Linked DNA regions of Homo sapiens: region 1 is linked to region 2. A link is an interaction called in ENCODE POLR2A ChIA-PET data of the cell type or tissue named here. Cell type or tissue: GM12878. All regions are shown on one strand. Each heading gives the region's core, and the rest is flanking DNA. Links, peaks and the distances in the headings are about the cores only. Region 1 overlaps MYLIP (myosin regulatory light chain interacting protein). Region 2 overlaps ATXN1 (ataxin 1).

Evidence for each region. ChIA-PET counts read pairs that join two places held together with the same protein. Peaks named below come from ENCODE experiments on the same cell type or tissue, not always from the same donor. Only the 100,000 strongest peaks of a DNase experiment are listed, where the experiment ranks them.
Region 1: POLR2A ChIA-PET joins it to region 2 with 8 read pairs; 1 of 35 experiments calls an interaction of 5 or more read pairs at or near these places.

The regions. Positions count from the first base shown.
Region 1 is chr6:16,132,257-16,145,855 of GRCh38, reverse strand. It overlaps MYLIP (myosin regulatory light chain interacting protein), which reads right to left. Exons shown (of 7, transcript NM_013262.4): 3 at 4,046-4,231; 4 at 2,639-2,836; 5 at 1,993-2,157; 6 at 539-959. It overlaps MIR4639 (microRNA 4639), which reads right to left and starts at 4,300; the gene lies at 4,232-4,300. RefSeq lists an enhancer at 12,654-12,813. In GM12878, for the core only: no CTCF peak of the experiment used is centred there; no DNase peak of the experiment used is centred there; H3K4me3 peaks cover 3,110 bases.
Region 2 is chr6:16,583,248-16,600,824 of GRCh38, reverse strand. ATXN1 (ataxin 1) reads left to right here. Exons shown (of 8, transcript NM_001128164.2): 4 at 14,918-15,045. Among named protein-coding and RNA genes, the nearest start is that of ATXN1-AS1, 170 kb to the left of the region's middle. In GM12878, for the core only: no CTCF peak of the experiment used is centred there; a DNase peak (open chromatin) is centred at 8,844; H3K4me3 peaks cover 657 bases; H3K27ac peaks cover 1,819 bases.

The sequences.
Region 1 (13,599 bases), core at 4,594-12,593, 450 kb after region 2:
TAATATTAAAATTAGTTTGACTTGCTAATAAATAACAGCCAACCCATATGCCCTTGAGGCATTTGCAATCATAAAAGGAAATTAATCACCAATATCACAGAGTCAACAACCCATCCATGGATAATTGAGAAGTATTCTTTCCCAAATATCTTAAGTAATAAAGACCATCCTCCTAAGTGTCAGAAAAAGGGAGGCAACTTGAAATAGAGGAAGCAGCCCTGGGCCAGGCCTCAGGAGGCCTGGATTCTTGTCCTCAGGTAAGCCGCTAACTAGATATGTTACCCAGGAATCTCAGCCTCATTTTCAGAACTTGAAAACACTGCATAATTTGGAGTAATTATGTTGTTGAAAATAGTATGCTAATCTAAAATGTTTCTAAAGGGCAATGCCTTTTAGGTCACCAAATACAAAGACCCTTTCCGGGTGAAGATGGGCATTCCCCGTCTGTGCATTAGCGAGCCAGTACCTGGCTCCTACTCCCCGTTAAGAGGAGGGATAGGTGAGGCTGCAGGCAAAAGTGGGCAGCTGACTCCCCTACCTGTAGCTGGGCGGCGCAGCTCTCACAGCACACAGTGTGGCCACAGGGACAGAAGGTGGAGTTGATCTCCTCCTCGCAGCACACCATGCACAGCATGGCTTCCTTCAGCTTGCGTAGCTTCTCCTGCAGCACCCGGGTCTGCTGGCAGCTGAGGCCCTCGCAGCTGCTGCAGTTCATGCTGCTTTCTGAGGACTTCAGAGGCGAGTGTGAAGGGCTCTGGTTGTTTCTTGAAACGAGGTCCACAACGCCAGCATTGTACAGAGCCCTCCTGGCATGGTCATACACCTCCTTTGATGTTCTTTTAATATCAAAGACATATTTCTTGCCAAGGTTAATGTTTTCATTCAGAAACAGAGATGCCAAGTGGCCCTTCAAGTCACGGCTATACTGCATCATCACGGCGCTGGTCACTGTGTCACACCTGCAAGGCAAGATTGAACATCTACTTTAACACCAAAGAGCCTGGCAGCACCCTTATTCGCTGTTGTCAATAAGAACAGAAATGTCAGCAGATGTTTCATAGTCTCGTCTGCATGTATGAAAGTAAGTCCTTCCAGTTTTACGTCTGGTAAATATTCTCAGTGATTACACCTCTGTTTCTCTAACATCTCCTGACATTATGGCTTCCGTAAAGCAGTAAATACAGAGGGCAGTGAGCACGTACCTCCTCCCCAGGACAGACGCTACTGAGTGAAGTTGCTTATGGAAGAAAAAGGGCATCTGCCTGAAGTCTTGGCTTTTAGGTTAGAAATGTCTAAAAATTTCCCATCCTGTTTCACAATTTGTGTATCTATTTTAAAATAAAAAAGTTTAAAGTTGTCTACGACTTAAATTTCTTAGCTTTAATTGTCCAAATACGTGAGTCCAATCACAACTTGGCTTTAAAGTACCCTCTGAAATGAGGGAATCAATATTGCTATTAAAAAATCCTTCCATACACAGTGACGACTCAGGATAGCAGCTCTGCCAGAAAGAAAAGATGATCTGTGCTATCCTTCTCCTGAGCAGTGGAGCAGGCCCAGTCCCTCAGGGTTACCTTTAGGGTAATCAAACTTGGCTTTGAAGCTGAGTCCTAGACTAAGTAAATAATTATCCTCCCAGTTCCCTCATCTTTAACATTAGGGTAATAATAACCCCTTAGGGTTGTTGTATTGATTAAATAGGCATAGAAATCTCCTAACACACTTTGTGTCTAGATTAATGGCATAAGAGAATACGGTAGGAGGTAAGCAGAGAATGTGTTTGTGCAGCTCACACACATGCACCTTCTGTGGGTAAAACAAGACTACATTAATAAGGACTCCACTGCTACTACGGAAACAAAATGTTCAGAATTTCTTAAATTCTGTACTAGACTCATTGACACAACAATCCAAGGAACCGTAGAAACCTGGTTGTCACCTAAAAACCTGAGAGCTGTGGTGCTGAGGTGACCAAGCACACGAGATACGTGCCTGTAGAATGCGTGCGTCTCTGTTATCGCTCGGTAGAGCCCGCTGGCCGCCCTGGTGCTGATCATTTTAAACAAGAGCACGATGCTGTTCCCAGATTCCTTGGTGACCGTCAAATATACATTCTTTCCTGACTGGGTGGCCATCTGCACCACAGGATAAGCTATCCTAAGAGACAGGAAGAGAAAAGAAAGCAGATCTAGAAGGAGTGATTCTTCACCATGTGTGTGCCTTTGTGGGATCCCCATTTGCTCATGACCTAGCAGAAAAATCAGACGCTTCCTCTGGGGTTATCACATCACCATAATGCTGCCTTATTGTAAAGATACAGTGAAAAGCAGTTGGGCATATGTGGAGGGAAGTATGGGAGCAAGTGCTGGGTGTGCGCACATGCATGTCTAGAGCTGAAAACAAGTTTTTTATGGCAGTGAATGGGTTATTTGGAAAACGTTAACTCTGCCACATTGTATACCTTGAATAACATTTAAAATGGTTATTTAGGCCTGAATAAAATTAATGTACATACCAAAATGAAATCTTTCATTCCTAAGAGCTGACTGTCGAGTAAATCCCTTCCTATTTTCTATTACATTGACAGCTACAGATGTATACACATGCTTAGGTCAAAAAAAGTTAAGTCTTGGCTTACCTATTAATTGGGCTAAAGTCATCTTTACAAATTGAGATTCCTTCAGGTCCAACCCCAATGAGCAGTTTCTGCCCTTCGCTATCCCGCACAGAATGCCATTCTATGCCATAGTTTTCCATTGCCGACACAATCTGCAAAACTTGGTATTCAGCTGAAGCCTGGCTGGTCCCCTCCAACTCCTTATGTTTTGCAACAATGCTGGAGGACACCAAGAGGACAGAGAATTAAGTATACAGATATTAGCTTTAGAGATAAACCTATGTAGTCTTCACGAGTGAAATATACTAACACTGATGAATCACAACAACTTAAAACTTATGTATTACTGATGTTTCATGTATTTAGCGAACTTACTATAAAAAACGTCTAAGACACTGGGATCTCAACTATTAAATACTTGGTAAAAACACTTTGGGGATGCTGGATGGGTGATGAATTGGAAGAATTATGGAAAGTCTCTAAAAATATACATAAGTCAAATTTACATATTGGAAAGTCTCATGCATTTGTCCACATATAGTTTATAAGTATAAAGTTGACCCCTGAGGCCCCTGTGGCCAGGGAAGGAGGTAGGCCAACAAACCACAGGAGTCAACCTGGCATGGAGGCCACCCTCAGTCGAGCCTTCAGATGAGACAGAGTTCTACCTGCAGCTTGACTACAGTCTCATGAGCCAGAGGACCCAGCCAAGACATGGCCAGATTCCTGACCTACAGAACTGTGAGACAATTTTTGTTGTTTTATGTCACTAAGTTTTGGGGTAACTTGTTATGCAGGAATAGATAACTAAAATGCCTATGTTAGATCTCCTGGTTTAATTCTTGCTGGGATGAAGAAAACACCAATATACATAATAGATTTTTTATTTTAGGAGATTTGTACTTAAAGGCACAGATTTAAAAAATTCCCATTTTATATAGCATTTCATATTGTGTTTACATATTTTTCAAATAAAAGGCTAACAAATTTTTTGAAAATATTTGGTTAAATTGGGCAATGGCCCAGTCTTAACTTCACAAATTATGTGTATGTACCACAGATTCATCTTCTTTTGGAAATGCTTATACATTTGATAGCTCTATGAATATATGCAGTAGCCCTGATGCTGCCATGTTCATGCTCTGGTGTCTCTGGTCTTGCTGCTCCCTCTGTCCTGATGGCCATTCTTTCTGTCCCCTTGCTTGGATACCCTTTGGTCTGTATCACATGCAAATCCTCTATTCCTCTGGTACAGTATTTGACATAACATGTATATTATGTATGACTTCTTAAGTGCCTCGAACATCAGAGAGCTCAAAAATGTACATAAAACTGCATATTATGTGTGATTAGTTTACCTTCCAACCTTAGTTTCATCCTGTTTAAGCCTATTCTAGTTGTAAACAATACTATATTCAACAGCCTCACCTGTTCAAGGTGGCAGAGGAGAGCTCCTTGGCACAGAGCTCCTCATAGTTATACTTGGCAGTGTTCTGGTTGTAGTCTCCAAACTTGGTCTGGGCCAGGAGGGCACTGAGTTCCACTGCCTGCTCTGGGGAACACAAGAGGTGGCCTGCCAAGAGGGCCTCCTTGATGTGCAAGAAAAAGATATGCCTGCAAAGCAAGGTGAGAGTGAGGTTATGCTTGGGGATAACCTGACATCAATCTCAGCCTACTTAGCAATTTCACAGTCACTTTTAAGGAAAGCAATTTTAAAAGTCACACTGAAAATGCTTAACATTAAAGAACTTCAAAAAAAAATCATCAGTATTAAGGCAAAATCAAAATAAGAACTGCGTTTCTCTGGAATAAAAGTTGTGACCCAAACAAGATAAACTTATTTAACACAAGTTCGGTAACATTAAGGTTACAAAACATAAAATAATTACACATAAGTTTCTGCATTATAGTGTTTTAAAAGAAATTATTTTAATCAGAAAAATTGTATCTTGACATGGATTCTGATAGAATCTTAAGGAACTCTATACATAAAGACAAAATTCTCACCTTTATTCAAATGATACCCCAATCTCTAGTCTCAGTGCCAGCTTCTGTCCTAAGAATCACATGAAAAATGTCCAATCTCCTATAGGCTTCACCACCTGGATGTTCTTCGGTACCTCAATTTTGGCTCATTCAAAACCAAACTCCATATATTCTTTCCCAAGCCCTTTTTCTCCGAATGGAGACCACGGACTGACTTTGGACTCTTTGTCCTATTTCACTTGACTTTCTTCTCTCTGAAAACTATTTAAATCCAGTTCTATCCTCCCATTTGTACCTCCTCAATACTACTTGCAGGAAGAATTTACACTATTCTCTGCGCTGCTCTCCTCCTCCAGACTCCATGCAGGCAGCCTACCTTCCATGCTGCTTGTTTCTAGTATAAACTTGTCATTTCTCTGCTCAAAATCCTTCAAAGGATCTGTACGGCTTGCCAAGGGAGCACGTTGTTAACGTGGAGCTGAGGAGTCTCCGCCATCTGGCCCCAGCTTTCCAGCCACGTCTCCTGTCATTCCCTGCAGCTGCTATGCCCCAGGATAGGGAACGATTCCTCTCCCTGGGAAATCTAGGAAGCATGTTCATGCTCTGGTGTCTCTGGTCTTGCTGCTCCCTCTGTCCTGAGGGCCATTCTTTCTGTCGCCTTGCTTGGATACCCTTTGGTCTGTATCACATGCAAATCCTCTATTCCTCTGGTACAGTATTTGACATAACATGTATATTATGTATGACTTCTTAAGTGCCTCGAACATCAGAGAGCTCCAAAAATGTACATAAAACTGCATATTATGTGTGATTAGTTTACCTTCCAACCTTAGTTTCATCCTGTTTAAGCCCATCCTAGTTGTATACAATACTATATTCTACATTTACTAAAAGGTTATGTCACACTTAAAAACTCCTGTAAAATTCAGATACTGGTCACACTGCCCAAAACTCTGAAGAGCACCTAAACTGCTGTAGACAGATTGGCCTCAGTTATAACAAGTGTCCCTGGCAAATGTGAAGTTTTAACCTTCCTTCGATGACTTGTCATAACCTCTCAAACAAGGCTAATTGCCACATTATTCGTCCCATTAACAAATGAATTGTAACTTTGGCCAGGTGCGATGTCCTCAGCACTGTTTCTGTTTAATAATATATCTGTGTCTGACATTCCAGGTAGAGGAACATGAGCAAGGTAAGAATCGACTAAGGAGGAGGCAGTGAGGCTACAAATCTAAGGAGGTGCTATACTGAGAGTCTACAATGTCTGGCTGACAAGAGCCATTAATCTTATTTTCACTAAGAAGTATTTAAATTCAATGTTTTGTGCATTCTATAATGATAAAGAAATATTTAAAATGATGAAACTCTGCCAAATACTGCAGTTTTTTCTTTTTTTCAAAGCCCGTGTAAAGAAATCATAGTAAGAATGTGTAATAGCCTCAAAGAAGATAAAGATGGTTTTTATTAACCCAAACATCTGCTAATCTTTAAAGTATTTCTGACATACTGCTAAACTGAGAAAGGAGCCCCCACTGGGGCAAAGGAATCACCATGAAAATAATTTGCTGTAAAATAGCTATCTGAGGACTGAGATCCAGCATTCTCAGCAAGCCGTGGTTTACTACACTGTTGCAGGCCTCAAAAGGCTTCTTAGATGACCATTTGATAAACTTCATCTTGGTGAATGTACCCATCTCTGTATTCGACTGGGGTGGAGGTGTGCTGTTAGGAAACTAAAATCTGCATCTATGCTTTCGTTAAAGAAGAAATTACGCTCTGAAAGACTTGAAGAATATTGCCACAAACGAAGTCTTCTTAGTTTAATTACTGCTTATGTAAAAGTGGCCTTTTTTTTTTTTTTTGAGATGGAGTCTTGCTCTGTCGCCCAGGCTGGAGTGCTATGGCACGATCTGGGCTCACTGCAAGCTCCGCCTCCTGGGTTCAAGCGATTCTCCTGCCTCGGCCTCCCGATAGCTACATTAGACCATGCCTGTCTAATTTTTGTATTTTTATTAGAGACGGGGTTTCACCGTGTTAGCCAGGATGGTCTCAATCTCCTGACCTCATGATCTGCCTGCCTCGGCCTCCCAAAGTGCTGGGATTACAGGCAAAAGTGGCTTTTAACTTATTTTTCAGGTGTAAAGTTAGAGACTAGTTCCTGCTTTATTAGATAGTAAGAAGAGTTTTGAATCAATTCCGTGTCTTTTTGCAACCTATCCATGCCTACACTTCCGGAGAGACAGTGGCCAAAATCAAAGGCAAAGAAGCAGTAACAGAATGTAAACAGGTGGCAGGCAGCCTGAGAGCACCACTGATCCTTCTCAGCATATGGGCCAGAATTTAAGAAAAGATCTAGCAAGGGCGATGATTGACCTTTTCGACATACTCCACATTCTAGCCTGGAGTGCAGAGGATGCCTGGTAAGCATGAAAAATCCTTCTCCTTACTGTCAACATCAGCTTTCTGATAGTCCCTTCCTGCATTTTGCAGTTTCATGGCTATAAAGCAACCTTTTCATTTCAAGCCAATAAATATTTGTCTTGCACCGCCTCTGTGCCCAGCCCTAAGCTGGGGTTTTAGGGTAAACATGTCTGAGAGTTCCTTTTTAGATGGACTTACAGCCTTTTACAATAAAGGGACATATCCCATCAAAATAACTCCAGCCACAATCTAGCTTTTGGGTGACAAGTTTATGCTCTCCAGGAGAACAGTACAACAGAGTACTAGTAGCAAAGATCAGCACTCTAATAGGCTCTTTCCAAGACAGAGGATAGCAGAGCTCAGAGACATGTTTCCAACAAGAACTTCAGTGATGGCTCAATATTTATGGGTGGTTTTGAATCAAGTATTTTCTCTTAGTATTTTCCCCTCAAACCATCTGGATTGTAACTATCTGGCTCCTGGGTTTTGCCCCCTCCTTTTTTTTTTTGTAAAGTAGGCAAAATGTTACCAATAATATCAAAACAAGCAGATGTGGTCAAATAAGTTATGCCTGCAGTGAATGCTTTTGCACTAAAGATCAAAAGTAGATGACATATTCAATTCAATAGAGGCTACATCCTAGAATCACAAACAGAAAGAAAGCCTTTGGAAAAAAACTGTTTTCTCTGTCTTAAGGAAATGTCCATGAATACATCCTATGAGCATAAATAAGCTCAAACTGCACCTTTTAAACATTCTTCGGGTTATACCTTCTAATTCATGACTCTTCTTTAAGTTTTACCCAGTTACTAAGAAAACTGATATTTTCAATATATGGATCACATTTTGGGGCCCAAGGCGTAACATTCTGGCTAAACTCATGTCCTGGCATCGTGGGCACAGATGAATTAACATTTACTGAGCATTATAGATTTTTTTTTTAATGGAGTGAATATAAGGATATGCCAAATTTTAATTTTAAAAATGAATCACATATTCTTACTATATTTTTCTTTCAAAGTACTTCAAATTTTCTCTCTTTTAAAAATTAATTCCTTCTTACAATGTTAAGGAATGAAGTTAGATCATTTATCTTTTAAGAGTTGTAATCAGAGAACTTTCCTCTAAACACAGGCTTGTCTCATAAAGCAATTATCTAGGAATCAAAGCAGAACTTCCTGCAAACCAATTGGAAGTTGTTCATCTGCTCATCATAGAGGGTTCCTCTCAGTTACTGCCCTCCAGTTACCTCACCAGTTACACCATTTTTAAGAGCTTTTAATGACAAATGTAAAATAACTATATCCAGATTCATTATTGAACTCAAAATTTAAGAACTAACCTACATCTTTAAAACAGCTAAGCAGCTATTTTTTTCAAATTCTCAATTACCAATAATTGAATTGTATTTCTCCTGGAGAGCCATGACTGACTCTAGCCATAGTGAGTAATGGCTGGTTCTGCTCTCACCTTGTCAGAACCCACGGTGATCATCAGCCAGCCTGCCTCAGTCCAATGAGTCACTTAACCACAGTTTATTTTAAAACAAACTTTGACTGCCAAGTTATATTTAAAAGCTATCAAATCACAACAGAATTGCTATGAGAGTTTTCTGTTTTGTATCTTTAATTTCAGTAAAACACAAATCAGTTCAAGATGGATCACGGGTCTAAATGTAAAAGCTAAAACCGTAACGCTTTAGAAACAAAACTTAAGAGTATCTTCATGACTTCCAGGTAGCAAAGGTTTCTCAGGACATAGCAAAAACCACAAAAGAAGAAAGTGGATAAATTAGGCTTCACCAAAATTAAAAACTTCTACTCATAAAAGGCATCAGAAAAACAGGTAAGCCACAGGAGGAAATACATTTACAAAACATGTATCTGACAAAGGACTGGTATCTAGGGTACATGAAGAATTTGTACAACTCAAAAATAAAAGCAAACAACAAAAATGAGTAAATGACTTGGACACTTTGAAAAAGATACATGAAAGGCCAATAAACACATGAACAAGTGTTTAATATGAATTGTCAGAGAAATGCAAATTAAAACCACAACACTCTACCACTACACACCCACCAGAAAGCTGGCAGGGATGTGGAGGAACTAGACTCTTACATTCTTGCTGGGAGTACAGAATAGCACAGTTGCCAAATAGCTTTGGGAAAAGGTCCGGCAGTTAGTTATAAAATGAAATGATTACTTACTCCATGACCCAGCTATTCCACTCTTAGGTATTTATTTATTCAAGAGAAATGAAAATATGTGTCTACAAAAAAAAGGTACATACTAGAATGTTTATGGCAGCTTTATTCATAATAGCTGGAAAACAGGTGTTCATTATTAGGAGTACGGATAAACAAACACTAGATTCATTCAATGGAATACTATCCAGCAATATAAAAGAACCAACCACTGATATATAGGACAATATGGATGGATCTCAAAAAATCTGTGATGAACAAAAGAAGCCAGATATCAAAGAGTGCATACCACAAGATTCCATATAGATAAGGCCGCACAGGCATAGCTCATCTCTGGTAGAAGAACACATGACAGAGGTGTGGTGTGCGGTGGGTGGGGGTGGGAAAGAAGGGGAGGGGTTGACTGCAGAAGGGCTTCAGGGAACTTTCTGGAGTGATGATAATGTTCTAAATTTTGATAGCAGTTTTATTTAAACAAGCACAGCTGTTTGTCAAAAATCATTAAATGGTATAATTAGGATTTATGTAAATTTTACATCAAAAGAAAAAACTGCAAACATTGAGTTCTAGTTAATGTTATGCATGCTGAAGTATTTACGGGGAAACATACTTATATACAACTTATTTTGAAATGCATCTAAAAATAAGACAGATTGATGGGTGGATAGAGGACTGATAAATGGATGAATATGTAATAAAGCATGTAGAGTAAACTATTAATATTAGAATTTAGTATATATAGTATATACTTAGTATACATACTATAGAGTAGAATATATAGTGTACATGTACACTATATAGAATATATACTGTATATATACACTATATAGAATATATAGCATACATATATATATATATATATATATAGATATATGTATACACACACATATAATGTGTGTATATATACATAGGTGTTCCCTGTAAAAAATCTCCAATTTTCCTGTCTGTTTGAAAATTTTCATAAGTTAAGGAAGTAATACTAGTAAAAATCCCTTAGGGTCAAGGATTCAAGTAACTAGCCATATCTAACGTGAACCACCACATCTATCTACTTCATGGAGGGCTTGCCACTGAGAAACTTGTCACAGCCAAATAATTACCAAGTTAGGTCTCTATGTAGGCTTAAGGAGATCCTTTTCAAAGCCCAAAGTACAAAATGAGAATCACTGATGAAAGTGTTCCTGCTCTAAAGCAGTTAAAAGATGTGGAGGGCAGCAGCTGGGAAAATTTCCAACTTCAAAAGTGATCACAACCCACACCAGAAGAACACTTCTAATTGAAAGCAGAAAATCTGCACTTCTAAAAAAATGTGCTTATTCACTCACAGTAGATCCCCATCCTAGGCAAACACCAATCTAGGCAGCCCTGAAATCTGAAAATGTTAACTACAATCTCTTTCCCAACAATATAGATCAGCCAAGGAGTGCTTTTTGGTACATTCATTCCATGAGGCCAGGAAGGTTCAGGAATTTTCAGACCTCATCATCTTTTTAACTGCCTTCACATTCTGAGTTACTTGCTAGGTCCTGCTGCTGGTACAGAAGAGGGCTGGGAACAGGCCACAGTGGGACACCATTCAGAGGAAACACACCTAGTGTCCCTACAGCTGCTCAACACTGGTCACCTTGAGTCTGACCCTAGGTGCCTTCTAAATGCTCAGATTTAATTTTACATGTCGTTTTAAAAACCTTCCTTGAATATTTCATACAAATATATAAGTACCAGAAATTCAAAAAGGGCCTAAAGATACCCAGACAGGCGTTCCTTGGCTGAAATAAACACATATAATAACACAAACATCCTATAGCCTTAACAAAAGAAAAAATTATATCAGAAATTTAAAATTTGATTAAATACTTTCTTTGGAAATAACCACATGCCTGCTTTTACTGTTTTTACTTTCCAGGGCCTATTTTGTGTTTGGGCATGCAATCTTTCCCAGATTTCCACATGTCTAAAAGTGATTTTTGTTGGAAGACAGGGAAATACTTAGTTAATATGTACTTAGGACTATAAATGGGTTGCAGTTAAAGTGATGCTATAACTTGAAAACTATCTGACTTTCATAGACGGCCCAGATAAGTGGTAGTTTCTTTTAGGAAAGAACTAATAGCCACAATAAACACATGGTCTAGGATGGTGTAGAGGGGGTGAAAGAAAGGAAGCAAAAGAATGTGAGGAAGCTCTAAGTTAAGTTCAAACAGAAAATAATCACTACAAAACATTTTTGAAATGGTGAGATTTCTTTTAGATACTCTCAACTTTTCAGTTTATAAAAGCAAAGTGAAAAACATCTCAAAATCTATTAGGAAAGCTTATATTAGTAGTTATCAGTTAACCCCATTTTTGTTTACTTCCAAGTTCTTAATTCTATGATTCAACAAATATGCAACAGACACTTATTAGACTCTGGGGATACAATGTTGATAAGCTCCCTGTTTAATGGAGTTTAGGTTATTAGAGTGACTGATAATAAACAAATTACCACGTAAGTATATGTAGTATTATAAGCTCATTAAATGCTATAAAGGAAAGATACATGATGTCTTGGGGGAGTTTAGTCTCCCAAGCAAGGCTAGGGAAACTTTTCTGAGGGCTGAGGATGGGGCTGAGGTCAGAAAGGTAGGACAGATTTAACAAGGGACGAGTCAGAGTCAAACTCATCACTGCCAGCATCACTGAAATCTGGATGAAATTTAACATCCAGGATTAGAGCATTTCTGTGAACATTTAGTCTGGGACTCACGGAGCTCTTGGAATGGGGTTGTTTTCTGGAAAAGAGAATCCATGTGTTGGTGAGCCTTACCTAAGCAAAACGTCTCCTAGCAAAGACTTCAGAGCTCTGCTAAAACGTGGCTAAGTCGGGAGCAAAATATAGATTTTATTGGCAGTGGATGGTATAATTACCATTGTGAAGATGAAGCATATACTTCTCTAATCTCTGGTTTTGGAAATGTTGACAAAATCCAGTCAGAATTGCAGTAAACTCAAAGCCTTTGAAAGGCAAGAATTTCCAAGATGATTATTATTTCAGATCTACTTCCAGAATACATTAATTTGTTTCACTATTCATTTTATTCCATGGCATCACAAACATCTGCTGAAAATAACCTGCTGTCTCCATCTCTGAAATATGCCAGCTGAAAAGTAAAAGACTCTCCTTTTACATTTGAGGCTCATATTCAAGAGCAAAGCATAATCTAGATAGAAGAATCAAATCTAAAATTAGGCCAAATCAGAACTCTACCTACCAATCTAAGCAAACACTTGATGTGCTTTTTCTGTTTTCAGAGACACATATTTAGGAAAACATTAAGGAAAATAATATAAAGAGGACACAAAAGCAATGAAAAAAGTTATTGCTAAGAGAAATTTAGAAACCATCTCTTCAGAGGCCTTCAAGTAGGATGTAGAGCTGGGCCCATAGCAGTCTGGATGGCTGGTAGTTGGTGGCAGAGCTGAAACTACAATACAGGGCTTCTGCCTGGTTCCCTGGTGCTGTCCTATGACAAACAGGCCTTCCTGCCCATCATTCTCACAAGGGCCTCCCTAATCTGATATGAACTAATAAGTTAACTGCCCTTCCCAACTTGGCTACCTTAATTGTCCCCAGAGGACAACTCTGCCAGGATATTTCAGCATCATTTAATAAACTGTCTAGATACTTTCAGTATACTACACTACATGCACCCTCATGATTTAGAAAAGAATAAAAAAATCACCTTTCATAACTGGATTGTCAAAGCTAAATTTACTCACTACATAAACAGACCTATTTTATATTCATGGCATTTTATATAAGTATTTTACAACAAATAATTAAACATCAAAGAAGTTTACGAACCAGCTTCATTTGCTAGCATTTGTAAACATACATATTTTTGTTCTATAGTTTCATGCATGTAAAAACAATGCTAATTGTAAACTGGACCCAGTACAGCTTCTGATGTCCTAATTAAGAGGTACAAATGCTAATTACAAATCACTTTATCTAGTTATTAAAACTTAAGTGTCAGTTATGTATTTCAGCCAACCCCATGAAACCAAGTAAAATTCACCAACATATTAAAAGCAAGTTAAAAGTTAAGGTCACACTTAACTTTTCCATACAATTTCAAAAAGAATTAAAATCAATTAAAATTACCTAGTTGAACTAGGTATGTACATTCTTTGAGTACTATTATGAATCTCAAGAGTCCAAGTCAATTGAATCAATAAAGGAGAGACCAAGACAGGAAATTTGATTCAAGTTCTAATTCATAAAATGTCTCTATTTCTTACATGAATAAAATTGATTTGATAATAGTTACTAACCCAATTACAGGAAAGCACAGGTAGAGACCATCTACTAGTCAATTATAAAGTC
Region 2 (17,577 bases), core at 4,847-12,846:
TTGGGAATGATTGAAGTTGCTGCCTAATTCATAACTTATAGGTGATTAAACTTGTAAAGTATTTTGAGGCTGTTTCTTTCATTCATTTATTCCAAACAAACATTTGTTGTTGAATGGGTAGTGACTTTGATTTTAAAACACTATACAGACATAAAATAGTGGCAGCTTGTAGATAGCAATTTTTTAATTTGCTGTCCTTAAGGAATTTCGTTACCAAATCCTCACGAATCTTGAACCTTAGAAGAATAATCCTTTCCTTTGTTGGAGTTTTAAATTTAGAATAATCAGACAATAGTGAAGCATTCTGTTCAAAGCATTCCTTTTAGGCTACCCATTTATTATACGCTGCTCTTAAGAGGAGATGAATTTGATTAGCATTGAACATTCAGTCAGTGTTTTTGCATAGCTAATATCACGGAGAAATTTTCAAAAAAAGTTATGCCTGCTATTTAACATTATTATACAGTCAACTTTTAATTATCTGTATTAATGGAATGTAATCAGTGATGTGTTGCTCCAAAATCATTTCCTTTGGCTTTGAGAAGCACCGGATGATGCTTTTATTGGTTTGTGGTTTTGCTTAGATAGTATTAAAATTGTGCCACATGTGTGCACATAGCTCATCTTAGGGAGGAAGTAGCCCAAAAGTATACTGGGGGCTAGGGAAAGGTCAACTGGAATTTTTAAACCTACCACAGATACATATACAATGGATGACCCCAAGATTATTCATCTTAATTATTAAATAAAAAACAATGGCCAAGAATTATATAATGGCAGCTGTGTAAGAAAAAAGACGCAATGAACCACATGTGAGATTTCCATGTAGGACACACATTGTTTCCCACCTTTCCCTTTTGAAATTTCCTGAAAGTGAAACACTCTCATAACACTACAGCAGTGAACACTGTTAGATTTAGTGATCCTCCAAATGCATTTTGCTGGTGCTCCAAATAGGCCTCTTGGGGGAACAGAAGGAACAGAAGGGCTGATGTCTTGACATGTTAATGTTTCTAGATAATGTCACCTTTAGGTGTGATAGCTGTTACTGTTTATTATTTTTTAAATAACCCTCTTGTTCCCATTCATTCAAGTTAAGCTTTTTTTTTTTTTTTGAGACGGAGTTTCACTCTGTCACCAGGCTGGAGTGCAGTGGCGCGATCTCTGCTCACTGCAACCTCTGACTCCCTGGTTCAAGCTGTTCTCCTGTCTCACCCTCCTGAGTAGCTGGGATTACAGGCACGTGCCACCATACCCAGCTAATTTTTGTATTTTTAGTAGAGACAAGGTTTCAGCATGTTGGCCAGGATGGTTTCGATCTTCTGACCTCATGATCCGCTCGCCTCAGCCTCCCAAAATGCTGGGATTACAGGTGTGAGCCACCATGCCCGGCCTAAGCTTGTTTTTTTTTTAATGAATAACAATGATAGAAGGAAATCTTTGGAGGGTTTATCTTCTTAGTAGCGGCCTTTCAAATTTCAAAAGTCTTCTCAGTGCACAAATCTGTTTTTGCATGAGGCTGCTATAGGGCCAGCACTTTTAGTCCTCTGTGGCCTGTTCACCTGAGTGAGTGGTGACATTTCTTGGTTCATACCTTGGAAGGCAATGATGGCTGGCCCTTTAGAGTGAGGTGAAGGAAGACTGATCCCTGGGTGTGGAGGTACTGATGCATAGGAAAAGAAAACATCTTTGGTGACACCATTGGGTGTCAGATCAGTTTTTGGCAAGTTGGCAGGAAAGTCTCCAAATCAGTGGGGTCTGGCTGGGCACCAGCAAGTTGGAAGCTGCATTAGTTCCTTCTGCTGGCATGTCCCCCTGTCATCTGGCCATAGCCTCATCTGCTCCTACTACCTTGCAGGTGCCCTTGGGGTAAAGCTGTCCAGATGCACATGAACCCCTCCTCTTTTCAGCTGGACACCAAGCCAGGAAAAGGAGAGGTGTGACTTTTTGACGGAGGCCAGTTTCTATGTCAGCAGCCTTGCCAGTGAACACTGCAAAATGGTGTCAGCCTGCAGCCTTTTTGTGCACTGGAGCAGAGCTCCCCTCACCACATTTGTGAAACAGGTTCTGTCATGGGGCCCAGGTGTCCTTTTCTCCTGCCACCCCCACTCCAGCTTGCTGGCCGCCTTATCATTCCACACCAGGAAGCCAGCATCCTTGAGTTGTCCTTACTTCTTATGACCTGCTGTGTAGAAAGAGAGGGGAAAACCAGTGTCCGAGTGGCTGCTGTGGGTGTGGTCTGGGCCGCGTAGTTTTATATACGTAACAACCTTCTGAGACAAGCGTTAGTGACTCCTTTTACAGCGGATGAACTTGAGGGTCAAGCCAGTAAATAATTTCCTCAAAGTGACAGAGCTGGAAAGTGGTAAAGTTAGGATCAATACTCGGCTTTGATTTTAAAATATGCATATGCATATATTTTGGAGATCTGGATATACCACTTCCAAAGTAGCATATTATACTGAAATTTCAAAAGAGAAAACATCTTTAAACAAAAGGAAATAACTCTTAATTATGGAGTTTCAGGTATCAATGTGTTGCTGGAGGGCTGTGATCTTAAAAGCATGTCACATTGGCAACCCGTTCCGGCAGGTTGTGACAAGCTATGTAGCATGCATGAAAGCATCATTCATTTTTTAAAAAATGTCTTCACCATTTATTTCTTTAATTTTTTGTTTTAACTTTTTATATTTATAGGCAATAATTATGTATATTTATGGGGTACAGTGTGATGTTTTTATAATGCATACATTATAACAAGATTCAATCAAGCTAGTTAATATATTCATCACCTCACCAGTTTATCATTTTGTGTGTGTGTAAGAACATTAAAAATCTGTGTTAGCAATTTACTTCATTCTTAATGGCAGACTCAGCTTCTTTTTTTTTTTAAATCCTAGACTGTTGGCTTCTCCTTCCAGCAGTGTTGTAGGACTCAGCTGCCTTTCTTTGCTGTCCCTGGCCAGAGATGTGTGCACTCCTGGTCTCCTAATAAAACTTTAGCCTATGCTGGGAGCCATGGATTTGGCAGCACTGCCTTTAGCATTTAGGAATATGTTTCTCCTTACATCAAGAATAGTTTTAGGCCAGGCATGGTGGCTCACGCCTGCAAATCCCAGCACCTTGGGAGGCCGAGGCGGGTGGATCACCTGAGGTCGGGAGTTTGAGATCAGCCTAACCAACATGGTGAAACCCCGTCTCGACTGAAAATACAAAAAAATAGCCAAGTGTGGTGGCATGTGCCTGGAAGCCCAGCTACTGGGGAGGCAGAGGCAGGAGAATCGCTAGAATCTGAGAGGTAGAGGCTGCAGTGAGCCAAGATTGCGCCACTGCACTCCAGCCTGGGTGACAGAGCAAGACTCTGTCTCAAAAAAAAAAAAAAAATAGATTTATGCTGCTTGTTGAGGACCAGCAGTATTCTCAACCATGTGAGGCATTCTTCGAACATGTGAAGCAGCATTTTCCTGGATGGGCATTTCTGCCATAATTGTGGGCAGAAAAAGGTGTGGTCCACATATGCCCAACAGGGCCAAGGGGCAAGGGTGAGCATGTACCTATGTCTTATACCCCGGAGATTCTTGCGGCTGACGAGGTTCCCTTACAAAGCCCAAAGGAATTCTCCTCCTTCCACCGGAGGTGTTTATAACCTCTAATTTGCTCACCATGCTTCTAGTGGAAGGAGTAGGAGCTCAATCCCCTGGGAGGCTGCGGCAGAGCCAGAGCAGGCTGGTGACCCAGAGCAGTGGCACTCCCCTCTGAGTGCATGATGCAGATGGAGCAGGAGGGGGATGCAGGTGGGACACCCTGCGCCCTGCAGGTGAGTGCACAGCCAGCGAGACACCCAATCAGGGAGCAGGAAGGCTGTCCCTGTGGCAGCAGGTAAAAGAGAGAGTCGCTGAGATGAAATTCGTGGGTGTGTGCTTCAGCTTGTTTGAACAGCTCCTGTGCAAGATCTTATAGTAAATGCTGAGCTTCTTTGTGCTCTGTGCCTGTCGGTGGAAGGCATAGCCCTTGATGAAGATTTCTCCTTCTACCCATCTTGCCTTTGGAAAGGGCTCCCCTTTGACAAATGCTGCTGTAGTATTTGATGCAGCCTCCATGAGGTGCTTTGGGTGGGAAGTGGATTCTGACCTCATTTCCCAGAGGAATTTGAAGTGGAGGGGAAGGACTAATTGGTCCCTCATTAAGGACTTACAATGAAGTACAGTATTTCTCCTGAAAGGATAATCTAAGTCACTGGATAAAATGCCCAACACACTTTTAACGTGACATAGGAATCCAAAGTCATTTTTAAATCAAAGATTTTTGTAGTTGTGGAGAATGGCTGTGTTTTAATGGGATCTTTACATATCAGCATTACAAAGGGCTCCTTCAAATGTGATGATTTTAATGTTTTTGCTGGGGTTTCACCTGAGGTTCCAAATACATATTTCCCTATCATATTTGCAGGCATCCAGCACCCGATTTTAGATATGCAAATCAGCTCACTTTGTTTACCAGGCTTTGGATAGGGGAGAAAAGGAGGTCTGAGGCTGGGCACGGTGGCCACACCTGTTATCCAGCACTTTGGGAGGCCAAGATGAGAGGATTGCTTGAGGCCAGGAGTTCAAGATCAGCTTTGGCAAGATAGAGACCTCGTCTTTACAAAAAATAAGTAAAAATTAGCCAAGCATGGAGGCGTGCATCTGTAGTCCCAGCTCCTCTGGAGGCTGAGGCAGGAGGATTGCTTGAGCCCAGGAGTTAGAGGCTGCAGTGAGCTATGATCGTGCCATTGCACAGCCTGGGTGACAGAGCTAGATTCAGTCTCTGAAAAATAAAAAAACAAAATAACGGGGCTGCAAAAGCTTCCTTGACGAAGAAGGAAAGTCTCTCGCTCCTGTTTAACACTGCCTGGCTGGGTTCCAGCTCACTAGCTTAAAACGAGAAGGCACCACCACTGTGATTAAAATAAGGCCCTACTTAATTAAAACAGTGTGAGAATTTAATAAGAGGCATAAGACTTCACTGATAGTCACCAAAAAATCTCAAAAAGGTGACTTAACAGGCATTAATAGCATATGTTGCTTGTTTACTCTCTGTCAACATTCCGTTTTCCAGAGACATCCTTCGTACAGGTGAAAGTCTCTCATTCCTCCCTCTCCCCTCACTGCCTGCCTTTCAGCCATTTCCTTGCTTTTTGTAGTTAACCAGTAAGAAAGAGACCATAATGGAGAAAGAACACACTGACTGTGTTTCACAGACTGTTGCCCTCATCTCCACTTGTGTTAAAGAAGGTAAATTAGTTCCCCTCCAGATTAACTTCAGCGTCAGCTGTGGTGCTTTCCTGACACTTCTTAACATTTGAACAGTACCACATTCTGTCCGTTTTATCGTTGTCTCTTCTCATACCCTGTATTTGCCAATTCTGTACTCATGCCCAGACAGATCTATAGGTATATGTAGGAGGATGATGAAGAACGGGCCGATTCGTAGCTCACCCTTTGAGCCAGGACCAAAGGTTTGGGAGTCTTAGGCTCTGACCTTATTCTTTTGGAGAGGAAAGAATCATTTTCCTTTAAGCCTAAGTCTGGCAAAATCTAATTACAAAGTTTTTCGATTTTGCTATTTTAAAATAAAAGCTAAGCCTTCCCCCCATCTAATCAGCCCTCTCTTCCTCTGCTTCTAATAGTGAAGGAAATAAAGAAGTCTCTCAATTTCACAAGCTTGAGGTACTTATATTTGTACATGATTTCCTGTTCTAAGTGGGTGGTTTTGGCCCCTGGCACTTCATGTACGCTAGGGCATTTTTGGACACTTTTGGTATCCACCTTGCTTAAGAATTGAATGACTAGGAAAGAAGGTCATGGGGAGTCTTCAAATTATTAACCCTCAGTCCAATCTAAGTCATTAGTTAATGCCATGTTTGAAGGTGGTAAAGTAACCGTCATCTTACGAAGTAACTCTCGTTTGTTATGCTTAGTGCTGAACAAAGTATAAACTCACCAATGTGAGAGACAGGGACAGGATGCTTATTTCTTTATGGATATTTAGAATTTGAGCCTGTAGGCTGGGCACGGTGGCTCACGCCTGTAATCCCAGCACTTTGGGAGGCCGAGGCAGGCGGATCACGAGGTCAAGAGATCCAGACCGTCCTGGCCAACATAGTGAAACCTCGTCTCTTCTAAAAATACAAAAATTAGGTGGGGGTGGTGGTGCGCACCTGTAGTCCCAGATACTCGGGAGGCTGAGGCAGGAGAATCACTTGAACCCAGGAGGTGGAGGCTGTAGTGAGCCGAGATCGTGCCACTGCACTCCAGCCTGGCGACAGAATGAGACTCCGTCTCAAAAAATAAATAAATAAAAAAAAAAAAAGGAAAAAAAGGAATTTGAGCCTGTAACACCAACTTCAGCACAAATAGATCTCTTTCTTGATTCTGAAATGATTTATCAGTTTTAAAAAATGGTGGGGTGCACTGCTGGTGGGAGTGTAGGTTGATATAGTCATTTGGGAAAGCAATTTGGCACTATTGTTTAACAGTGAATATTCATAGACCCATTCCTAGGCAATAACCCAGGGAAACTTATGCTGATGGGTATTGTTCCTAATGGACACAGCATTGTTTCTAATAGAAAAAAAAACGAAGCTGAAAAAATTTTAAAGGTCGTCAACAGACATATATATATATATTAGTCTAATATATGACAATTAGACTAATATATATATTAATTAGACTAATATATATTAGCTTCTATCCCTGTAGACTAATATATATTAGTCTAATATATAATAATTGAACTAATATGTATAATTTGACTAATATGTATATTAGCTTCTATCTCTATAGACATATATTAGTCTAATATATAATAATTAGACTAATATGTATAATAATTGGACTAATATATGTATTAGCTTCTATCTCTCCAGACTAATATATATATATATTAGTCTATTGAGAACCTTTATATATATATATATATATATATGCACACACACATATACACGTACATACATACATATATATAATTTTTTGCTTCACAGAATGGAATATTATACAGCAGTGAATATGAAGGAACTATAGTAGCTACCTGTAACAACATGGCTAAATCTTAGAAACAATATTGTGTGAAAAAAACTAGTCACAAAAGACTATATACAGTATGATAGTATTATAAAGTTTAAAATCAAGCACAATTAAACTATGTATTTTAGAGAGTGATAGATAGAAAATTTAAGATAGTGGTTACCCCTGGAGAGAAGGCAGGAGGATGGCTTAGGGAAATAGCAAATAGGTAGATGGATCAAAATACCCCTAAATGTCTAGTTCTCAAATAGGGTGGTCGGTGTATGCCTGTTCATTTTATTCTTATGCTTCACAGGTTACGTACATGTTAGTGCATTCTTTTGTGGGTTACAAACATTGCATGATAGAAATATTTTTAAAGTGATAGCATGTCAGAATTATGGCTTGTTTTTTCCATCTCTATTTCCTAACATTCTCTTTCCATAGTCCCCAGGGAGGGGGCTTGAGATCACACAGGAGTAATTAGAAGGTCTGCTTCTGACAGTGTCGCTCCTTGAGTGGTGGAGGTTTTAGGGGGAGGCTGACAGTAACTACTGAGTGGAATTGAGAGGTGAAGCCAGCTGGACTTCCTGGGTCGAGTGGGGACTTGGAGAACTTTTCTGTCTTCCAAGGGTATTATAAAATGCAGCAGTCAGTGCTCTGTAGCTAGCAAGAGGTTTGTAAAATGCACCAATCAGTGCTCTGTAAAAATGCACCAGTCAGTGCTCTGTAGCTAGCAAGAGATTTGTAAAATGCACCAATCAGTACTTTGTAAAATGGACCAATCAGCAGGGTTCTAAAAGTAACCAATCATGGGGAGGATTGAGAAAAGGGCGTTCTGATAGGACAGAAACAGGACATGGACGGGAAAAATAATGGAATAAAAGCTGCCCCCCCCAACCCCCCACCCCCACCCGCACCAGCCACCAGTGCAACCTGCTCAGATTCTTTTCCAGCTGTGGAAGCTTTGTTCTTTCACTCTTTATGATAAATCTTGCTGCTGTTCAGTCTTTTGGGTCTGTGCCATCTTTAAGAGCTGTAACAGTCACCGCAAAGGTTAGCGGCTCCATTCTTGAAGTCAGCGAGACCACGAACCCACCAGAAGGAACCAACTCCAGACACAGAATCAGCTAGGAGACGTGGGTGCTTTCTGTATAGTGCTTCCTACCAAAAGCCTAGAAAATCTTGGGGCGTGGAGAAAAGAAAATCCATCAAGTAAAGGCTTGATCACCTCTTGGAAAACCCATATTCATTGTCCCAACAGTGACTAATACGTCTAACTGTGGGCCTGGGTAGGATATTATGAGAAACCTGTTCTTTTGGTGCCCACCTTTCTTTTCTGAGCAACACGTGGTCTTCTGAGTGAGGCAGGAGTCCGGCATATGCGTGATGATGTAATATGTTAGGCAGCCAGGCCCTCACCTTTTCAAAGGTTCGATCTTGAAAAATCAAAGGTGGATATGTGAGAAATAAGCCCATATAGGAATAAGAATGACAATGGAAGTGGAAAATGTAAGTTGGGACTGATGTTCTGCTGCTTTGAGTACTGAAATTCTCTGCTGCTCGGATTCATCATCACTGAAGTGCTGGCCAGTACTGGGAGGGGGGCAGAGCTCTCCCGGGAGTCGTCGCTTATTCTGAAACAGCTGAGCAGAATAATGAGTGACAGGCTGGTGGTGGGGAGGTTGAGTCTTACTCCGGATTTCCATTAAATGAGTGCATGGAATCAATAGCTAACTGAACATTTGTCTTTAGAACACCCAGGGGCCCCTGGGGAATTTGGTATTTTCAGTCTAATTCTCAGACAGGAAAATGCGCAGCATGACTATTTTTTAAAATAGTTTCAACATCTTTTATGTAATGCTGATGCATCTGGAAGTGAAAACGCTAAGAGTTTCATTTCACTAAAAAATGGATTTTTTTTGGCTTTAACCTTTAAGTTGAAATCACAATTAGTGGCCTTTTCACCATAGTCATAAGAGTATCAAAGTGTGTGTATTCACCCACACATCAAACCAGTGTTTACTGAGAGTATATTCTGTGCAAAGAATTGTGCAGTTTGTTATGAAAAATACAGAGACCTCGCTGGGGCCCCTAAGGAGCTCATAGTCTAGAAAGGGAGACAGATCATTACACGGCAGGGAAAATACAATATGTATGGGAGCATGTCACAAAGGAAGTGACATCGAGCTGAATCTTAAAGGAAGAGCAATGCTTGAATGAATGAGGACATCCCTGATTGAAGGACCAGCATAATGAACAAAGAATTTTGCCTTATATTACTAAGATTCCATCAGATGTTATGACGCAAACATAAGCATCATGGTAATGAAATTAATAGTAAATTTAAATAAAAATGATCAAATTAAGACTTTTTTGGTTTTGTCTATTCTACCTTCTCATTTTAATTATGTTGCAAAGAACCATATACTTAGGGTAAACTGGTCAATAGCTGTGGCCATGGAATAGAATTATAATTCAATTTAAAAGGAGTTTAATAGTCTCATGGTAAATGAATAGGTTACAGCTGGGCACTGTGGCTCACACCTGTAGTCCCAGTTCTTTGGGAGGCCTAGGTGGGAAGATTGCTGGAGACCAGTAGTTTGAGTCCAGCCTGGGCGACATAGCAAGACCCTGTCTCTACTAAAAAATTAAAAAAATAGTTGGGCGCAGTGGCTCACGCCTGTAATCACAGCACTTTGGGAGACCACATGCTGGTCGAGACCATCCTGGCCAACATGGAGAAACCCCATCTCTACTAAAAATACAAAATTAGCTGGACGTGGTGGTGCATGCCTGTAATCCCAGCTACTCAGGAGGCTGAGGCAGGATAATTGCTTGAACCTGGAAGGCGGAGGTTATGGTGAGTGGAGATTGCGCCATTGCACTCCAGCCTGGGCAACAGGAGTGAAACTATGTTTCAAAAAAAAAAAAAAATTAAAAAATTAGCCAGGCATGGTGGCGTGTGCCTGTAGTCCCAGCTACCCAGGAGGCTGAGGTGAGAGGACCACCTGAGCCCGAGAGGTTGAGGCTGAAGTGAGCTGTCATCACACCACTGCACTCCAACCTGGGAAACAGAGTGAGAACTTGTCTCAAAGAAAAAAAAAAAAGAATGTTATGAATTTAGTATTTTTATACTTCCCCTACAACTCTAGTATCTCTGAGGAAAAGCCTCAATCAGAAAAATGATTTGCTTTGGGGTTTTATCTTTTATCAGTGATAAATGTGAATTGAGAATAGAAATCTCAAAATGCAATAATGATAGTACTTTATATTTCAGTAGGACTTAATATATAAAACTCTAATATGCATTATTTAAATTTGGCCAATATGCAAGAGAAAAGCAACATAGGGCAGAATTATGAGTTTGCTTCGTAAAATAACTATTACCAGTTCATTCTGTTCAACTATGTACTGGTAGCATTTGTAAACAATTCATTCTTATTTTTTTTCCAAAGTGCATTGCAAAATAGTCTTGCCTGTATTTTCCTGTTTGCAGTCTATTTCATTAAATTTCTGCAATTCTAAATTAGAATAGCATCTAATAGACCACATATGAAATGTGCTTGCTATTAATTCAGACATTTTATGGCATATTCATTAGTCAAATCCTTAGTATTTATTTATGAAGTCACATTACTCTGTCCAGTAATTAACAGAAGTGGATGAATATGCATCTCTAATTTTTTTTTTAGCAAAAGAAATAGCTTACAGTAAGTATTTATAATTACGTCAGCTCAATGTTTACAGCACTTGAATGGCGATATGTGTAGTTTCTGTCATTTAGACTTCATAGATAATTTTTGTACAGAAATGCTTTGTTGTTGATGCTTTGCTTCCTTCACACATATATCACAGATTACCGAAACAATCATTAGTCCTTCAGTTGCAACGGATAAGACTCTTCTTTATCCTTAATTTTCTGAGCTCCTTTCTAGGCATTTTATGTTCTTACACAGATGCTAATGCTAATTAATGCTTTAATATGAAAGATACTGGCAAATAAAACTGTTACATTTTACCCATAAGTTGTAAATTCAGCTTAGTTGCCCTAACAATACTGATAGTGATAATGGCTGTACAATTAATATTTATGGAGTGCTTCCAGTATACTGAGCTCTGTGCTAAACATTTTACTTATGTAGCTTAGTTAACTCTCGTAACAACCCTGTGAGGTAGGTGTTATTAGCCCGTTTCACAGATGAATTTGTAATCATTATGCCTTACCACATTTAATAATAACATTCTCTATTAATCGTATATTTCAGATGCCCAGCTCTGGAACTTTGCAGTATGAAACGTGTGTGTATGTGTGTGATGTATATATAATATATAAGTATGTATATATAATATATAAATGTAGATTATATAATATATATGTGTGCGTGTATATACACACATTTCTTTTTTTTGTTGTTGTTAATTTATGTGCCACGCTGCTGTACGAAACTCTGGGGTACTATGATGAGGGGATACCTCTTTCTTGCCTTTAAGGGACTTAGGTTGTGGTGGGAGAGATGGACTTGGTTAAGGAACAAGTACAGGAAAATATGATAATTGCTTTAATAGGGATAGGTACAGGGGTTGTAGAAAAATGAGAGAAAAGGGCCCCCACTTCCCAGAAGGTGTCAGGGAGTTTTTCACAGAGAAGCGTCCCCAGCCCTGAGACTTGAAGACTGAGTGAGTTTGAAAAGATGATGTGTGGGGGGAACAGAAGAGAGAAGGGTGTGGAGATGAGGGAAACAAGATGGGGTCAGGGAGCTACAGGGAGGGACTTGGAGGTGCTGAGGGTCAAGTGCAGCAGGAGGAGAGACCCGGCTGGCTGGGGTCAGAGCTCAAGGAGCCTTGCATGTTACCCAAAGGAATGTAGATGTCATACTCTGTGTGCTGGAAAACGATTTACAGATGAATCCAATCAACACTAATTAAATCAGTATGATTAAGGGATGACCTTCCTTTCTTCCTACCTTCCTCCCTCCCTTCCTCCTTCCCTCCTTCTTTGGCTCATTTATTCACTCAGAAGATTTTATTGAGTGCCCATAATGTGCAAAGCTTTCCATTGAATCCCAAAGATGAAAGGAGGGGTGAGAGTGGACACAGTTCTCCCTTTCTGGAGTTTATTGATTCGTGGGGGAAAACAAGCATTAATCAATGAATCAACCAAAAAATGTAAAAGTTACAAAATGACTACTATAACCAGGGAGGGTCATTCTATACAAGTGTGTCCTAGGAGGTGGTGACCTGGCTGAGGAAGTCTCCCTTGAGAAGAGGACTGAGCTGAGAGCTGAAGGAGAAAAGAATACAAGGTCATTTGATAGAAGGGGTGGGTGATTTGAGGAGAAGTCTTAGCAAGGAGGAAGTCATGTGCAAAGGCTTTAAGGCCTGGGAAAGCAAGGTCCTTTTAAGGAATTGAAAGTAAGCCAGCCATGCTGTAGTGCAAGTTGGAAGAGAATGCAGGTTTTGGGGGCCATGTTTAGAAATGGAAAGCCACTGCAATGCCTTAGGCAGGAGCCAAGGAAGGTAGTAGGGTGGCAGGGTGGACGCGGGGAGACGTGTTAGGGGGCCAGGGAAAGAGTCCAGATGAGCCAGGGTGGTGCCGGAGAGGAGCGGAGGGAGTTGAGGAGTATGGCTGCATGGTTGAATATGGGGCATAATTTGGGAGAGGAAGACGTCAGAGTGATGTTGATGCCATCACTGAGCTAGGAAACGTAGGTGAGGCAGAATCTATTCTGCTTAGATTTCCAGAAAACATTAGGGGATAGATGAGGATGACATCACAATGGAATTTAAGCTATTTAAGCTCAAGGTTGGCCTTGAAAAATGAGTAGGAATTTTCTTTTTTTTTTTTTTTAGACAGAGTTCCGCTGTTGATGCCCAGGCTGTAGTGCAATGGCACGATCTCAGCTTACTGCAACCTCTGCCTCCCAGGTTCAAGCGATTCTCCTGCCTCAGCCTCCCGGGTCACTGGGATTACAGGCGCCCACCACCATGCCTGGCTAGTTTTTTTTTTTAGTATAGATGGGGTTTCACCATGTTGGCCAGGCTGGTCTCGAACTCCTGACCTCAGGTGATCCTCCCGCCTTGGCCCCCCAAAGTGCTGGATTTACAGGCATGAGCCACTGTGTCCAGCTGAAAAATGAGTAGGAATTTTCTAAATGGCAAGGAGAGGCAAAGCATGTTAATCAAAGGGAGTGTCATATGCAAAGGCAGAGGCATAACAAAAATAGTGCAAATAAATGCCTACACATATACAAAAGGAGAGTTATTGTGGGACCCATACATAATTTTGTTGATTTCTTGATATGCTCATATCCATTTTGTGTTGCAGTGATTCTAAGATCTGTATTAGTATGTAGACTTTGTGAACAGGTAAACATGTTTAAGAATTTTTTAAGACATGGCTGTATTAGATATCGAAATTCCTCTCTTCATTTTCATATCTTTACTTTGGAATTCATATATGCCTTTTGATGTTATCATCTGACTTGTTTCTAATGAAATTTAGCCGCTTAGGCAGGACGTGGATTTTAGGTTTCTGCTTAGTGTTTTGGCATCTGGATTTGGGATTACTTAGCATTTTTAATTTACTAAAATAACCACCAACTTACACTCAGTTGAAATATGAACATGTCGGTTTCACTTGAGCTTGGGAATTAAAATCAAAGTACAGTCAAATCCAAAACAAATAATAGTAATTTTAAGACTAGGTGACATAACCCTCTGGGAAAAATGAGGTGATAGTGATTTGATACTTTTTTTTTTTTTGAGACAGAGTCTTGCTTTGTCACCAGGCTGGAGTGCAGTGGCATGATCTCAGCTCACTGCAAACTCTGCCTTCCGGTTCAAGTGATTCTCCTGCCTCAGCTTCCTGAGTAGCTGGGATTACGGGCACGCACCACCATGCGTGGCTAATTTTTGTATTTTTAGTAGAGATGGGGTTACACCATGTTGGCCAGGATGGTCTCGATCTCCTGACCTCATGATCCGCCCACCTCAGCCTCCCAAAGTGCTGGGATTACAGGCATGAGCCACCATGCCCCAGCCCCGATATGTTTTAATACTAACTACAGAAGTGTTGGTAGAAAGATCAGCCTTGAAGAGATGGTATAGTACTAGAATCCTAAGCATGACCTCTGTGAACTGTTGGCTTAAGTACTGGCTTTAACATCCGTTGGCTGTATTTACTGTCAGTTTTCTTGTCAATAATGCAGAGGTAAACATGATTCCTGGCCACCTCACAGACTGCAGTGGAGTGGGGCAATGTGTGTAAAGCCCTTAGCACATGGCCCAGAACATAGTAAATGTTTAATCAATGTTCGTGATGACCTTGGCCATCACTGACATCATGTCTTAACTGAGTTATTAACAAAGAGGCATGTGTAGTTTCAAAAGTGAAAGTGAGGCCGGAATGGTAAATACATGCACTGAATTTGCATAATTTTGTGGCTAGAAGGAGTCTTAGAGAAAGAGAGCATCAAATTCAGCAATGTTTCTGACATTTTCTATGAAGAACTGACTGCTTGTTATTTCTTAGAAATCTTAGAATCATTGAGCAGGGAAGGAGGGGCAGGAACGGGATTATTTTGATAGTGGTGTCCTCAAGGGGAGGAGATGGGGTGGGAAGCAACCCCTGGCCAGAACCCACTCATCCCTGGGGATAGGGACCTGCTGTGTCTCTGCCTGCTGAGTTTTTGACATTCTGATTTAAAAACCTTGTGTGTGTGTGTGTGTGTGTGTGCGCATGCTTGCGTGTGTGCATGTGTGTGTGAGAGATTATGCAATATGATGTTTCCCGTTTCTGTGACTTCAGCGAATGTGAATGAAGACCACAGAAGCAGCCTAACTCAGTGAGAATATTGTTTTTATAATTACAGGTCTAGGCGTTTTACACTGAGATTCTCCACTGCCACCCTTTCTACTCAAGCAAAATCTTCGTGAAAAGATCTGCTGCAAGGAACTGATAGCTTATGGTTCTCCATTGTGATGAAAGCACATGGTACAGGTAAACATCTCCAAAAGCTTTAAAGGAAAATAATTATCATTGAGTTGTAAAGTCCCCAAGATAGTGGTGGGGGTGTATACATATCTGGTCACACAAACATACACACACAACATACACATGTCTATTCATGTAGACTCCATTTTTTCCTACTGTCTCTTTTATAAAAATGGAACCCTTGCTTTTTTATGGGAAAGGAAATAACTTCTACTTATTTTGAGGTCACTAGTTAGGATAGATGACAAGGCATTGCTGATAATTCTGAAGGCATTTATAAATTTATAGATTTATAAATTCACTTAGAGAGACAAACATCAAATGGTAGTAGAGATTGTAGAAGTAGTAGAGATTATTAAGAGTATTGTTCCTCTTAACAATATAATTCTGAACATCTTTCATAGCAACAGATATTTTTCTACCGTATAGTTATTAATGATTAGTATACCATTGAGTAAACATTCTAAAATTTATTTAATTTATATCCCTTCTAACTGGACAGTTAGCCGTTTCTAATTTTTTTGCCTTTTTATTTTCTTGAGATAGGGTCTCACTCTGTCACCCAGGCTGGAGTGCAGTGGCATGATTTTGGCTCATTGCAGCTTCCACCTCCAAGGCTCAAGTGATCCTCCCACCTCAGCCTCCCAAGTATTAATAGCTGGGACTACAGGTGCACATCACCATGCCTGGCTAACTTTTGTATTTTTTTTTTTTATATAGTGATGAGGTTTTGCCATGTTGCCCAGGCTGGTCTCAAACTCGTGACCTCAAGCAGTCTTCCCACCTCAGCCTCCCAAAGTGTTGGGATTACAGGCGTGATCCACCACACCCAGACATTTTATTGCTTTCATGATGCCAAAAATATTCTTATAGCTCTGTATTAGTTCCCATTACAAATTATTTCCTTAGGCTAATTTCTTAGCAGCATACTGGTAAATGTAAGAGTTTTCAAGTTTTACGGCTTTTGGTAACTTGTTGCCAAATTACTTTCAGTAAAGTCATACCAGTTTGTATTTCCAGAGGCAGTTTATGAGAGCGTCTACTTAATACAGTTTTCCAATGCTGAGAATTTTGAAAACAAAAAGAGTTTTTTGCTGACTGATTATGCAAAATGGTGTTTCCATGTATTTTGGGTTTTGGGGGTGGGGGGGGTCATTTGTAAGTCAAGTAAATTGTACTGTTTTGTAGAACCTTCCTCCATTAGACAGCAGCATCCTTGAAACTTACCAGATTTCGACATTTCAGAAATAATATTAAATCCAGAAGGAGTAGAAGGGTCCTAGGGAATTTTAAGTTCTTCCTTTCTGGCCAAGTATTTTTAGACAACTATGAAATCACTAGATACAATCATTTTTCAGTGGAAAGCATAATTTTTCATTTCTTAAAAAGAGCAAAAAGGTATTTAATAAAAAAATTTTATTAGATATGTATCTGAAGTTATACTGCTCATTAGTTTAAAAATATGTATGTGCCTATATATGTATGTGTGTGTGTATATATATATATGTGTATATGTGTGTGTGTGTGTGTGTGTGTGTGTGTATATATATATATATATATATGTCCAATATCGGGAACATGATTAAATATAACTATGTTAGTGCCATATGATGGAAAAGCTGTAGATAAGATTGCAAGCTTCAGGCTGCCTGGGCTCAAATTCCAGCTCTGCTGTTTTCTTGAAGTGTGACATTGGGCAAGTTACTTTGCATGTAAAATTCGGATAATAATAGTACCCTTCTCCCTTGGGTGTTGCTGCAAATAATATATATGAAATGTTTAAAATCGTTAAAACTCCTATTTCAGGAGTATTTAATCATTTGAGAAAATGATCAATATAGAAGTAAACAAATGTAGGGTATTGGCATGAACCATAGTATAATCCTAATCTTCCAAAATTACTTTGCCTCTCTTTCCTCCCTCTTTTCATCCTCCTCTAGTATCTACAAAAAGGGTTTAGCATACTTCTGAATGGATTTAATTTGTATTAGTGGAGTAATCCCAGTCCTGGAGAGACTTCCTGATTCAAGTTTTCAAGTCAGAGACCCATTTTTCACAGAGCTTTGAAACCATGGCTGTCTGGATCACCTGGCTGGGGGCACCCTTGGAGCAGCCGTTGGGTGAGAGCAGAGCTTCCTTCCCAGCCAGGGCTGCCTAGCTCCTGTGGTACAGCAAGTGCCTTGGGCACAGAGTCCCTCACCGTCTGGCACCATATGTGAGCTGCCCTAGTTGGCTCATCTCTTCCCGTCATTACTAAATAAGCTTCATTTCACTAAATAAATGAAAGAGAAGGTAGATGAAGAGACCCCCCCGCCACACCCAGCTCTTAGGAAACGCATGCTTTATCCTACAGATGCATGAAGGGGAAGGCTGTAGGTTTGTGAATCTCTTGACCCTTTGGCTCCATCGTAACGTTGAAAAGTGAAAGGAAAAGTGGTCAAAGAATCATTTGGCATGAAGGAGACAAACACAGAACGACGTGTACGGCTTCAGCCTCTGCCTTTCACTGGTTACCCTGCTATGAGCTTGTGTATGTAG